Linked DNA regions of Mus musculus: region 1 is linked to region 2. A link is a contact called in ENCODE Hi-C or POLR2A ChIA-PET data. All regions are on one chromosome and are shown on one strand. Each heading gives the region's core, a stretch centred on a gene start or an enhancer-like site at or near the end of the contact. The rest is flanking DNA. Distances are from core to core; before and after follow the strand shown. Region 1 holds the start of Psmb3 (proteasome (prosome, macropain) subunit, beta type 3). Region 2 holds the start of Mllt6 (myeloid/lymphoid or mixed-lineage leukemia; translocated to, 6).

Region 1 (6,024 bases), core at 2,791-5,290, 40 kb before region 2:
ATAACTGCCTACGACTCCAGTTTACAGAGACCCTCTTTCTGTTGTGAATACAAGAGCACATCCATACACATCGAACAAAATAAATGAAGCAAAAATGAACACATGGATCCCTAGACTCTAGTGTGGAGAGAAAAGCTCTAACAAGACTCCAGAACTCTTTAGTGGGGCTCCAAATGAGTTCATGGCTCTCTGGGTTCCCTGACGTCAGCCCTCTTGTTCCTATCTGGTTGTGAGGCAGGAACTCAGAGCATCAAATAAGGACGGCGTGCTGCAAATAATGATAAGGACAGTGTGCTGCAAATAAGGACCAGGAGGGCAGATCCTGTGAGCCGGTGTTCGTGAGGCAGAGGCCAGAAGAGCATCCCCATGACCTCAGGGCCAGGCTGGTGTGTGCGAGGAGTTGCAGGCTAGCCAGAACAAGCAGGAATGAGGGAGGGACAGATGGACAGTAGGGTGAGAAATAAAGGAAAGTGGGGAATCATAGAACAGCTTCCCCACAGCATCCCCCACACCACTGGGTCAACCAAGCCTCTGAGCCCCGCAGGACCGGGTCTTTATTCCCACTCACCGCTTCTCATACAGGAGGTTGGCCACCATGCTCATGAGGGTGTAAGGCTTGATCTGTCGACCTTCTTTCAGCTCATACAAGTTCAGTCGGAACTTGAGACGCTGGGCACTGGGGAAGGAGGAACATAGCCCGAGTCATTGCTAAAGTCCTCTCAGTCTTCAACCTGTGGCAGTCACAGGACATACGATTCTGTCCCTACCAAGGAACACACTTGCCGATGAGAAGGTACCTAGGAAGGATGACCTTGTGTCCCCTAGGCCACCTCGGGGTTCTGGGATAGACCCTGCACAGAACCAACCAACGCCACACCAACTAAGCAAAAGAGGGCTTCCCAAGACACAGGAACAAAGTCTTGGGAGTGAATTTATTTCATCTCTGATAGGTAAGGAGACCGAGGTCTAATAAATCAGGAGTTGCTGTGCACAGTAAGCAGACAAACCTAGTGAGAAGATTCTGCAGTCGGCCATAGTGAAGGAGGGCTGACAGAGTGGCTGAGCAAGCCTGGGGTGACAGGCAAGCTTCCCTCCCTGGCAGACAAGCTTCCCTCCTGTCTCCTCTGATGCTACCACCTGCTGCAGCTGAGGCTTCAAGCTCAGGGAAATCCTAACACAACCTTTCCCCTTCCACTCCCTCCTCTCTGCCCCCTCCCCCCACCTCTTCTTCTGGTTGTTGTTATTTTATTTAGAGTATGTGCACACAAGCTTGCAACACATCGTACATGGGTCAGTCAGAGGGAAACCTGTAGAGGGAGTCAGTAGTCTCCTTTCACCATCTGGATTCCAGGGATTGAACTCAGGTCACCGGGCTTGGCCACAAGCACTTTTACCCACTAAGCCATATTGCCTTCCCTTTCCTCTCCTTTTCTGACTTCTCCCTAGTCCCCTACTACAAATAAAGGTTCAGTTTTCTAGGTGTAGCTCACAGCCTGCCCCCCATACTCTCCCTCTAGACTCTGCTTCCTGAGATTCAACACTCCACCAAGCCCTCTCCAAACTTCAAAACCCTAACCCCTTTGAGGGGTGTGTCTTAGCTCCTCAAAATTGACATTAAAAAGATTACCATCTGTCCCAGTCCTAACTGCGAATTTCAGTCACAACATGCCCACAATAAGAACTATTTGTGAAATGTCACAGCTGTGCACTAGACTAGATGTTAGTGTGTTCGCATGTTCCCTCAGTAACCATAAAGTTCCGGGATCCTCCACAGATCCAAAGCCCAGCGGGGCCAGTTTCTTATATGAAATGGCACTATTTCTAAATCACATTTTTTGTTTTCTGTTTGTTTGTTTTGGTTTTTCAAGACAGGGTTTCTCTGTAACCCTGGCTGTCCTGGAACTCACTTTGTAGACCAGGCTGGCTCAGAAATCCACCTGCCTCTGCTTCCCAAGTGCTGGGATTAAAGGCCTGTGCCACCACCGCCTGGCAGCATCCGTAATGACAAATTAAAAAAAATAATAATTAAAAAAAAAAATATATATGGTTGGAGCGAGCCAGGCCAAAGCAAGAGAGAGAAGGGAAAGGGGTGGGAAATGAAAAATTAAAAAAAAAATAGAAAAATAAATAAAAAATAAAAAGGCACTGGAGAGATGGCTCAATGGGTAAGAGCACTGGCTGCTCTTCCACAAAATTCAAGTTCAATTCCCAGCCCCTACAAAGCACCTCACAACTACAGTTCTGGGCAAACCCAACACCCCTTTCTGGCCTCCTGGGGGCACAACATGAAGCTGGTGCGCAGACAGACATGTGGTCAATCATCCATACATATAAAATAAATCTTTTAGATATTAATAGTAATAACAATACAGAACATGAGGGCTTGGGTTTGAGGATGTAACTCAATAGCATATCATGTGCTTAAGCTTTCAAAATCCTGGTTTCAATTTCTAGTACCAGGGTTGGGGGTCAGGGCAAGACTTGACTCTTGACCTCGATGCTCAGTGAATCAATGAATGAGTCTTTCTTCAGCAACTCACAGCATCCCATCCTTGAGATGGTGGGATGGGTCAGTGGGCAGTAACACCTACGCCAGGCCTAAGCAGCTCAATGCCTGGAACCACATGATGGAAAGGCAAAACCAACTTCTGCAAGCTGTCCTCTGACCTTCACACAGGGCTGTGGAACCCGGGCATACAAACAATAAAATGATAATAATAATAATAATAAATGTAGAGGCTGGAGAGATGGCTCAGGCATGAAGAGCACTGACTGCTCTTCCAGCTTTCTATCCCCAGCACCCACATGGTGGCTCACAACCACCTGTAATTCAAGCTGGGTCATGAGGGTTGCTGGGGGGGAAGGTTGTCCAACAATCTCTTCTAGCCTCTGCAGTCACTGCACACATGTGGTGCACAGACACACATACACGTAAAATAATAATCAATGAATTGTGTTTTTAAAGTTCCCACCACCAACCACAGCGATCAGAACCAGCACACTGGGGCCATCACAGACAACCCGTTTCCCCTCTCAGACCCTCCCATCACTCAAATCACATAAGCACTGTCAACTAGGTAAGTAAAGTGGGCAGTTAAAACCCAACAGCTCATCATGGTTAGTTATCGTTCGGTATGTCTGCTTTGCCAGCCGCCTACTGGTTTAGCGAGTGCCCACGGTCTTTAGAAAGACCTACAGTAGGATTCTGGCTGACGTTCATTACTGTGCATCTTGAAGGAAGGTCTCAATTTTTTTTTCAATTGCAGAATGAGACGGCTCGCCAGTAATATTAAGACGGTGATTAAGGGACTCCCTAACAAAAATGCTTCTTCACAAAGAGCAGAGCACAAGGTAATGCCAGAAAAACATAGGTTAGGACCCATCTCCGTAACGCTGTGGTGTTCAGCTGAGTCTCACACTCAATCGTGGCTTTTGGCAGATGGCTGATATCGGGCTGCTCAACGAAGAAACCTGGGTGAAGGTGGGGCTGGAGACACTTACACTGTCTGGACGTCAGTGGCCAGGCCGGCCAGGCCTATGTAGAGCCTGTCACCCATGGGAAAGATCTTCTGGAAGTCCGTGGTCACCATCTGGGCCTGGATCCCGAAACGTCTGTCTGCAGCGATGGCCACACAGTTCTTTCCCTTCATGGCCATGACGGCCCCTCCATTATAGGACATAATAGACTGGGGACAAACAAATCAAGGGGCTCAGTTCGTGGAGCTAAGTGGGACCATAACCTTCACATCAGTTCTGGTCCCCAAAGCTCATATACCCGTGCCCTCCACTCCGGAGGAGCCAGGACGCCAGGAGCTCCAGCCCTGAGATGGGCCCGGTGGGGCACCCAGGAACCGCACTCATCTGCACGGTACTCCCATGTGCATTCTACTGACCACCAGGCTCTCCCCGTCCCGAACCCAAGCACTACTCGTCCTTGCTTTCAGTTCCCATCCCAGACTCCTTTCCTTACTCCCCGATCTCACCATGATTGCGCTGGAGTGGAAGCCCGATCCCCACAGCGTTGCCTGCAAACCGGCTCTGGCTTTCTCAGGGTCAACGCTCTTGCCGAATCCTCCCCATTGGCTGGCGGGCCGACTCGGATTGACTAGTTCAGCTTTCTATTGGACACTCATGCCGTCAGTCACAAATATGCATAGTTTGGTTGAGACACCAAAACGGAGGTATGGAAAGCGGAAAGTGAAAAGTCACTGTGAGTGCGGAAGAGCCTACGGTCCGGGGCATGTTGGGATCTTGGCGGACCTGGAGTTCGGGCCATCCCGTTTAGGGGCGGAGTTTGCAACACGTGGGCTTGGGACAGGCCTTGTGGGGCTGGTGCTGTAAGCAGAGTAGGTAAGCTGGCGCTTACCGTGGTGCTGCAGGAGTTAGGCATTTTACTCAAGCTACCCGACTTCCAGTGTTCATTCACAAATCCTTACTGTTCACCGGGATTTTTGCAGGCGCCAATTAACCTATCGGCACCGAGTATACCGAAGGCGCCCATTCTTTGCAGAATGGGAAGATCGTGCCGAGGGTTCGTGCTAGGAGGGTTTAGTTCCAGAATGGAGCTTTTGTTTTGTTTTACGGGAGTGAGCTACAGGTTGTTCAGCGTTTGGAGTCTCTCACTCCCAATCCCTGCTGGCCGACAGACGTAGCCCTAAGTCTCTGTTCACTCTACAAAGGAACGTTCTGTGCCACATCCTAGACACTGACCGAGGATAGCCTGGGCCAACGGCTCCAGGGCAGCCCAGGTGGGACGTGTGCATCCCTTGCTTTCCCTTCCCTTGCACAACCACTGTTCCCTCCGCCACAGCCTCGATTCGCTGTTCTTCGAGATCAGATTTTGTTCCGCTGGGTTTCTAAGCTACTGTAACTGCTTGCGTCGTGACTGGTCTTGCGCCATATCGGCTCAGTACTATTGACTCGGCTCTCTGCCTCACAAACAACTGTCACCGTCTCTGTGGCGCAATCGGTTAGCGCGTTCGGCTGTTAACCGAAAGGTTGGTGGTTCGAGCCCACCCAGGGACGGTCTCGGCCTTTTTTTTTTTTTTTTAAATCGCAAATGCTCCAAAGCCACATTCGGTACCGAGGTACCAGAAGCAATAATTGTGATACACCAACCCAGATGGTCACTGTATTTAGAAATCCGTCTATGGTCAGTGAATGGATCTATCCCTAACGTCTCCTCACCACCTCTCACTATTCTTTCTCCCAATCAGGATGACAGAAAGGCAAAGCCAAGTTTCTGTCTCACTGCCATGTTTAACAATGCAATTTTCCTTGGATTAAGAATAAATTTTGCTGCGGAGGTTGGACAGCTTCCCATTGTCTGCATCAGTGGACGATAGCAACTTGAAAGAGGAAATCTGTCCCGGTGGATGGAAACAGTCAGGAAAAAAACCACAGGAACAAAGTGAGGGATAAAAGAGTGGAAGGAGGAAGAACCTAGCTGTGATCTACAGAGAAAGGCATACCATGAGGGGGCCTAAGTAGACAGTGCGGAAGATGGGGAAATAAATACAGAGATCAACAAAGGGCATCGTTTGCAAGAGGGAGAGGTGTAAGGGACACAGAAGTAAAGCTACACAAAAGCAAGAAGGAACGACTCTCTCTAACTAGTGCCACCATTTAAAAGGGATTTTCTCCTTGCTCTTGTTTCCGATGGCAACAGATGCCCGTTGGTCCTTGCCTTGATGTTCTGGGTTCCTGTTCTCTGGGAACCTCTGATTTCTGACTGCTCACTACGTGTGGCAATCAACTAGAGGACAGGGTAAGCTACAGACTTGGTGGAAAATAAGCGCTCTTCATGTTCGCTGAGCACACTGGAGAAGGTGGGCAGGAGGAAGATGTGCAAGGGACTCTTTCCATCCGTTCTCTAGACATTTGGCTCAAAGGAAGTCTCTTGTGGACTCCCTCTTCTATGTTTGCAGATCACCTGGCGCTTCAAACATGGAGAAGGGACTTTTCCAGCTTATTGCCCTCGCTGGCCCTGCTCGGTGTCAAAGCCCAGCTTACCTACTGTGCCTA
Region 2 (5,819 bases), core at 1,392-3,891:
TCACAGGGTATCCTCTATCTCAAAGCCTGTTTACACTTCTGTCTTGATTAACGGCAAGCACTAGGTACCTGCTGTACTGTGCCTGTCATGTGTTATAAACTTAATAAAATGTGACCTATGAGCAACCCTCTGGCTGTGCTACCGAGGGAGCTCGGAGCGCAACGGTGGCACCCAGGATTGCTACCAGGAAAGGGAGGAGTGAGGGCCGCTAACCTTGTTGAAGCGATCATGAGGCACGTACTGCAGAACGATGGGCTCCATCGTGAGCACGTTGGCGAACTGCACCTCCGGGATGTAGAGGGCGCACACCACATGGGCCCAGCCTGGGGCAGTGTGGGGACTGGCCTCAGCAGGACGGCAACACAAGACCCCACGCCTCCCAACACCAAGCTGTAGACTGTCCCCTGCGTCTACAACCTTCCTGTACCAACAGGAGCAGGGAAAGCCAGCCTCCACCCCACACCTGCTGGGGGGCCTGGCTGACCTCAGCAGGCGTTCAGGGTTCCCCTCACCTCCATTGTCAGTCCTCTTCAATGCCCCATCTTTGTGCGGGCACAGCTCACACCTCTGCCAATGCAAGGAGCACAGGGATTGGGGGGATCTGCTGAGCTGGGCCCTCCCTGAACTCATCCAAAAGGCCCGAAGATAACATAAGATCTGGGTGGGGGCTGAGGCTGTAGAGCAAAGAGGCTCCTAACTGCTGAAGGCTGAATAAGGAGAACCTGCTGGTCACTACAGCGGCCCCTCAACTTCCATAGCCTTGAAAACCTTTCATAGTAAAAAGTTACAAAGCAGCACATAGACACCCCCCCCAAAAAAATCAAAGCCCCCAAGCCGGAGGTGAGGCGGGGCAGAGCTGAGTGCAGAGCTGAGGGAGAGATGGGGCTGGTGATAGGCAGCAGCAAACAGGAAATCCTGAGTGACAGAGCTTAGTCCTGCCCCAGCCTCAGGGTACCCTATTAACCTGCAGGAGATGCTCAGGTGTAGGGGAGAGGAAAGGGAGAGGGGCTGGACTCACCACCCTGGCTGCACGCTCCTGAGATTCACATTTCCTGCAGAACCAGGGTCCTGTTGGCACCTGGACGATGCCATAGCAAGCTAAGGGTGGGGGAAGGAGACTCACTGAGCAAAGCCATCAGCCAATGGTTCCCCCCCCCACAGAGTAACTGGGGGCAGGCAGGGAAGAGACCCAGCCTACTAAAGCCAGCCCAGTAGGTGGGGCTGCTCCCCAGACCCGGGATCACTCAATGGAACAGGACTACAAGAAATGTCCAACCGCATAGAGCCAGCCTTCAATCACACAACCAAGCATTTCAAACAGGGGCAAAAAGTCTGACAGAGTCCTTGACCTTAAACTTCCAAAGATCCTCCATTCTCATCCCACCCCTCTCCCTTTTTTCTGGACCTGAATTCCTCCCCCTCCCCCCCCCCCCCCCCCGCCGCCTCTGCCCTGACCAGTCCCCTAGGCACCAGAACAAGAAATAGTCATGATTGTAACACGTTTTGTTGTTATGAGGGGAGGGGGGGTGCTTCTTAAAGGGCCAGTAAGGGATAAGCCAAGGAAGTCGGGGGTTCAAGGACCTCATCTTCTGCCTCTGTCACACGTACAGGTCAAAAGTGAAAACAGAGGGCAGGTGCGGGGCAGGTACCCAGAGGAGAGTGGCGGGAAAGGCCCGCAGCCACAGCATTAAGGGTTGTCTTGGGAAGGGGGGTGGTGGTGGTTGCCTGTGCCAGACAGGCGGAGATGCCAGCCTGCGCCCTCGGCAAGATTCCTTAAGGAGTTAACTCCCGAACCATGTGCGGCGGCAGGGGGAAACTCCAAACCTCTCTCTCCTCCATTCCGGCCCCCTGTAAAACCGCTCTCCCAGCCTCAGCTCTTCCCCGGAGGGTTTCAGGATCCCTTCTCCCGTGGGACCCTTCTCCTCCCTTCCCAATTCCGCTCCTCCCAGTATCCGGAAGCGAAGGGGGATGACCCCCCCTTGACCTCTTCCTCCCGGAGCGGGAACCAAAATAAACCGGGCGGGAGGGGGGGTTACCTCGCAGGTAAACATTCCCGGGACAGCCCTGACACCGGCGGTGCGGGGCTCAGGGAGTTCACTCCTTGCGCCCTGGACTCTCCCCAAAACTCCTTCAACTTGGGGTGGGGGGCGCGGGACTGAACAATAGGCAAGAAAACAATGCCTGACCCGGTCCTGGAGGACCAGGCTGGGGATGGGGGGGAGCCCACGCCGCCTTTCGCTTCAGGTGGGTGGGGGAGGGGCAGGCGCCCCAGGAGGGCTCCGGAGGGCGCGGCCGAGGGCACCCCGTGCGCGCGCCGCCCCGGGGTCCCGCAGCTCCCCCCCCCCCGCCGGCCGTCTCCCCCCTCCCCTTACCTTGGTGGACGGCCACGCTGCACGCGTGCCCATCGCAGTAGACCAGCGGGTTTTCGGCCCAGCCCCTCTCGTCCGAACATACGCAGCAGCCTCCTACCATCTCCTTCATACTCCCATGAGCTCCCTCCGGGGCTGGGGCTGGGGGCCGGCCGGCGGGGGTCGGGGGTCAGGGGGGGAGGGAGGGAGCGGGGGCCGCGCGCCTCCTCGCCCCCTCCTCCGCCGCCGCCGCCGCCGCTTCTTTTCTTTGCCTCCTCCTTCCTCCTCCTCGGCGTCCTCCTCCTCCTCCTCGCTCGCTCTGTCTGGCCGCCCCCCCCGCCGTGCTCTCGCCCTCATGCCCCGACGGGCCCCCCCCCCCCAACAATGAGACTCGCGCGCCGCGCTCCCCTTCCGCGCCGCTCGCCGGCTACCAGAGCCGCCCGGCCGCGGTGCAAGCAGGGCCCGGCGGGGGAGGCGCCGAGTGGCACATCGCGGGCGCCCGCCCGCCCCGCGCCGCCCGCTCACGCGCCGCCCCCCCGGCCCCCCTGCCCGGCCGCGGCAGCCATGGCCGCGCGCCTCCGCTCGCTCGCTCGCTCCCGGCCCGCCCGCCGCCGGGTAAAGTCTTAGGTTCAGGGAACAAAGCCTGGCTTGGTAGGGAGCTTTTCGCTCGTGCGCTCAGTGCAGCTTTCCCCGTCTTTTCTTTTTCCCTTTATGACTCTAGGTGGGTAGTTCCCGAGTCCTCCCCTCCGTGTCACACTTTGGGTCTCCGGTCTCCCATCCCCCTTCTCTGGGTGTTCTTCAACCCTAGGGAAATCTAGGGAAGATGAAAAAAACCAGGGCTCTTAAAAAGAACTGGAGCGATGTTAAACCATTTACCCGTGCTTGTTCTTGGAATGGGAATGGTGTCTCTGGATGGCAGCTCATGGGTGCTGTCCCTGGAGGTCACTCTGGAGGGTAGACAATGCCACGTGTAAACTTTTACTTACTTTACAAATCTTTTTTGTTAGTTTGAGACAGGATCACCAGTAGCTCCGGTTAGCCTCGAACTCACCACTTAGTGAAGGATGACCTTGAACTCCCAATTCTGCCTCTGCCACCAAAGTGCTAGAGTAAAGGCGTGCACCACCACGCCCCGCACAAAAATTTGTTGAATGCTAGAGTCGGCTGCGCGCCAGAGTAGAGGTATTCCTGCCCTCCAGGAACTTCCCTTTGAAGTCTTCAATGTCAAGGTCTCTAGGCACCTTAGGGGTACAATGAGGTACCCCACCTTAATTCAAGATCTCTGTTCTAAGTCGTAACTCCACCCCTAGCCTCAGGGCGTGCCTTGCGTTTTAAAGTGAGTAAAGCTGCCTCGGAAGTGCTTGCCAACAGAATCACGCCTTGACTTCTGGGCAGGTATAGAATCACAGTAGCGTACAAAAACGCACCACGAAGGATTAAAGTCCCCGAAATTGGGTCTAGGGTTTGATGGAAAGCGACCCAAGACTTCCCCCAGACTGGTATAAGCCCAAAGACGAGATCTGATTCCCCTTTTTTCTTTGCAAGGGGAAAGACGGCGCCCCCACAGGGACCAAAGGTCAAATACCCCCTCAGCGGGAGGTTGGGTGGCAGAGGGGAGAAGGCAGCCCTGGGGGCTTCATCCACACTTCAAAGACCTCTAGGCCGGGAACGCTTCCTGGGGGGGAGGGGCAGAGGGCTCGGAGAGGAGATGGCGGGCTGGGGGATTGAGGGTGGAGGGGGCCGCTCCCCCTTCGGCGCACTGCCCCCCTGGCCGACTCTTCCGCCGGGCCCGCCTCCTTTTCACTAGCACCTGTTCAACCGGAACATCAAGGGGCCAGAGCCTCCGCGTTTCTTTAGTACCTTTCATCCCGGAAGGGGGGGGAGATGAGTCCCCGCCCAGGAGGGGGGAAGCAAGGAGGGGGAGAACTTGTCCTTGACCTGGTCTGTGGCGTCAGGGATTTACTCCCTTAATCCTGGCGAGGCGGGAGTTTGGGGAGGTCTGTGAAGCTGAGTTCTGGGCTGGAGCCCTCAAATCTGCTCAGTTTGGACCCTGGGAATCACGGAGGCTGAGGGAACGAAGACACTGTGTCTAGAAAAGTAAACTTGCGGTAGTCTGTTTTACGACTTCTGAATCAGGACAGGTCGAAGGCCGGGATCTCGGCTATGACGATTTTTTATTCTGTGAAGTGTGCTCATACGAAAAGTTAATACTCAGAAGAGGAACCTTACTTGGGAGTTTCTAACGAATGACTTTTACCACCAAGAGTAAAACTACAAGAAAGCCGTGGAAATGTCTGTCCTAACTAACTCTGTGGCAGTTTCACAATGTTGGGGAGTATTTGCATCTGAAACCCTTATTGTCAAAGTGGCCAGTTTGGGGTTCCCTTGGACGAGGGTCACAACCCCTTGGTCCCTGTGCCCAAGAATTGGTGGCTTCGGAACAGAAAGCCTGTTTTAAGTCAAGCCCGTGTCCAACATGTACCCAAAGCTTTTGGGACGGACGGCTGGTGCACGTTTCACTAAATTGGTTTAATTCGGTGAATTTGACCTAACTCTCCCTTAAGGTCATTTAAAAAGGGTGGAAACGTCCTCCATTTTCTGGCTGGAGTGATTGGGGTTGCCATGGGGTAGATGACTTGCTCAAAGGCACACAGCTTGAAAGCTACAGAGGCAAGATTTAAACAAAGTCTTGCCTTCTTCTAAGGCTCTGCTACAGTGTCTCCAGCTTGTGAAGAAGTGAGCTGCCGCCTCTTCTCCAACGTTCTATTGCAAGGGCTCTCCCTCTAATCCTGGGGAACCCTCTGGAGACCAGGCTGGATTAGCAGTGGGTACCGGTGGCTGAGCTGTCAGGCTCATTCGCCTGCTTCCAATCTTTTCTTGAGCATCCACTTCGCGCATATGCCCAGAAAACAAGGAGCGGGTCTCAACCAACAAGTGGTTGAAGTTTATAGTGCTCTCCGTAGCATGACTTATCACTGATTTGAGGTGTCACGCATATTCTGGCCGTACAGCTTTCAACTCTTGGTTGGGCTCCGCAGGTCCCTCCCTTAAGTGAGGAGTTACCCTGCGGTGTGGACCTAGAACACCTACGGAAAGACCTAACACACACAGTAGGCGCTCAATCCCTGCTGCTCCTCTCTTTAGCCACCAACGACGCGCGCCAGCGCGGGCGGCGCATCCCGCTCCCGCATCTACGCACGTCCCCGCTGCAAAGGGACTGGGGCAGAGAGGGCGAAACAGAAAATTATTTCCGCCCTCTCGGCCCGCCCCACCCCGCCCCGCCCCGCCCCGCCCGTCCCCGGAGCCAGAAGGGGATTGTGGGGCCGCCTTGGCCGCCGCCGGAGCCGAGCGGGGCGGAAGCGCGCGCTGTGCTGCTGCTCGGGCCCGACCGCGCCGGCCCCCGTACCTCCCGGCCCAGGCTGCGGGCTGCGGTCGGGGCGGTCCCGGGCCCAGGCGCCTGCCGCGGGACGC

What was found. A loop is a pair of places that touch in the nucleus more often than their neighbours do. ChIA-PET counts read pairs that join two places held with the same protein, here RNA polymerase II (POLR2A).
Region 1: POLR2A ChIA-PET joins it to region 2 with 86 read pairs in Patski. The contact joins the promoter of Psmb3 here to the promoter of Mllt6 in region 2. A Hi-C loop is called at or near these places in 14 of 37 maps with a recorded cell type or tissue (T-helper 1 cell, T-helper 17 cell, gastrocnemius and 3 more). POLR2A ChIA-PET finds 5 or more read pairs at or near these places in 5 of 5 experiments (Patski and embryonic stem cell).

What each region holds. Positions count from the first base shown.
Region 1 is chr11:97,701,450-97,707,473 of GRCm38, reverse strand. Psmb3 (proteasome (prosome, macropain) subunit, beta type 3) reads right to left here and starts at 4,040. Exons shown (of 6, transcript NM_011971.4): 1 at 3,984-4,040; 2 at 3,502-3,686; 3 at 569-676. The coding sequence starts at 3,986. n-TNgtt8 (a tRNA gene) reads left to right here and starts at 4,952; the gene lies at 4,952-5,025. It also overlaps a transcript of Pcgf2 not described here.
Region 2 is chr11:97,660,234-97,666,052 of GRCm38, reverse strand. Mllt6 (myeloid/lymphoid or mixed-lineage leukemia; translocated to, 6) reads right to left here and starts at 2,641. Exons shown (of 20, transcript NM_139311.2): 1 at 2,373-2,641; 2 at 1,019-1,098; 3 at 513-567; 4 at 214-323. The coding sequence starts at 2,481. It overlaps Gm11613 (a long non-coding RNA gene), which reads left to right and starts at 5,654. Exons shown (of 3, transcript XR_003949768.1): 1 at 5,654-5,819.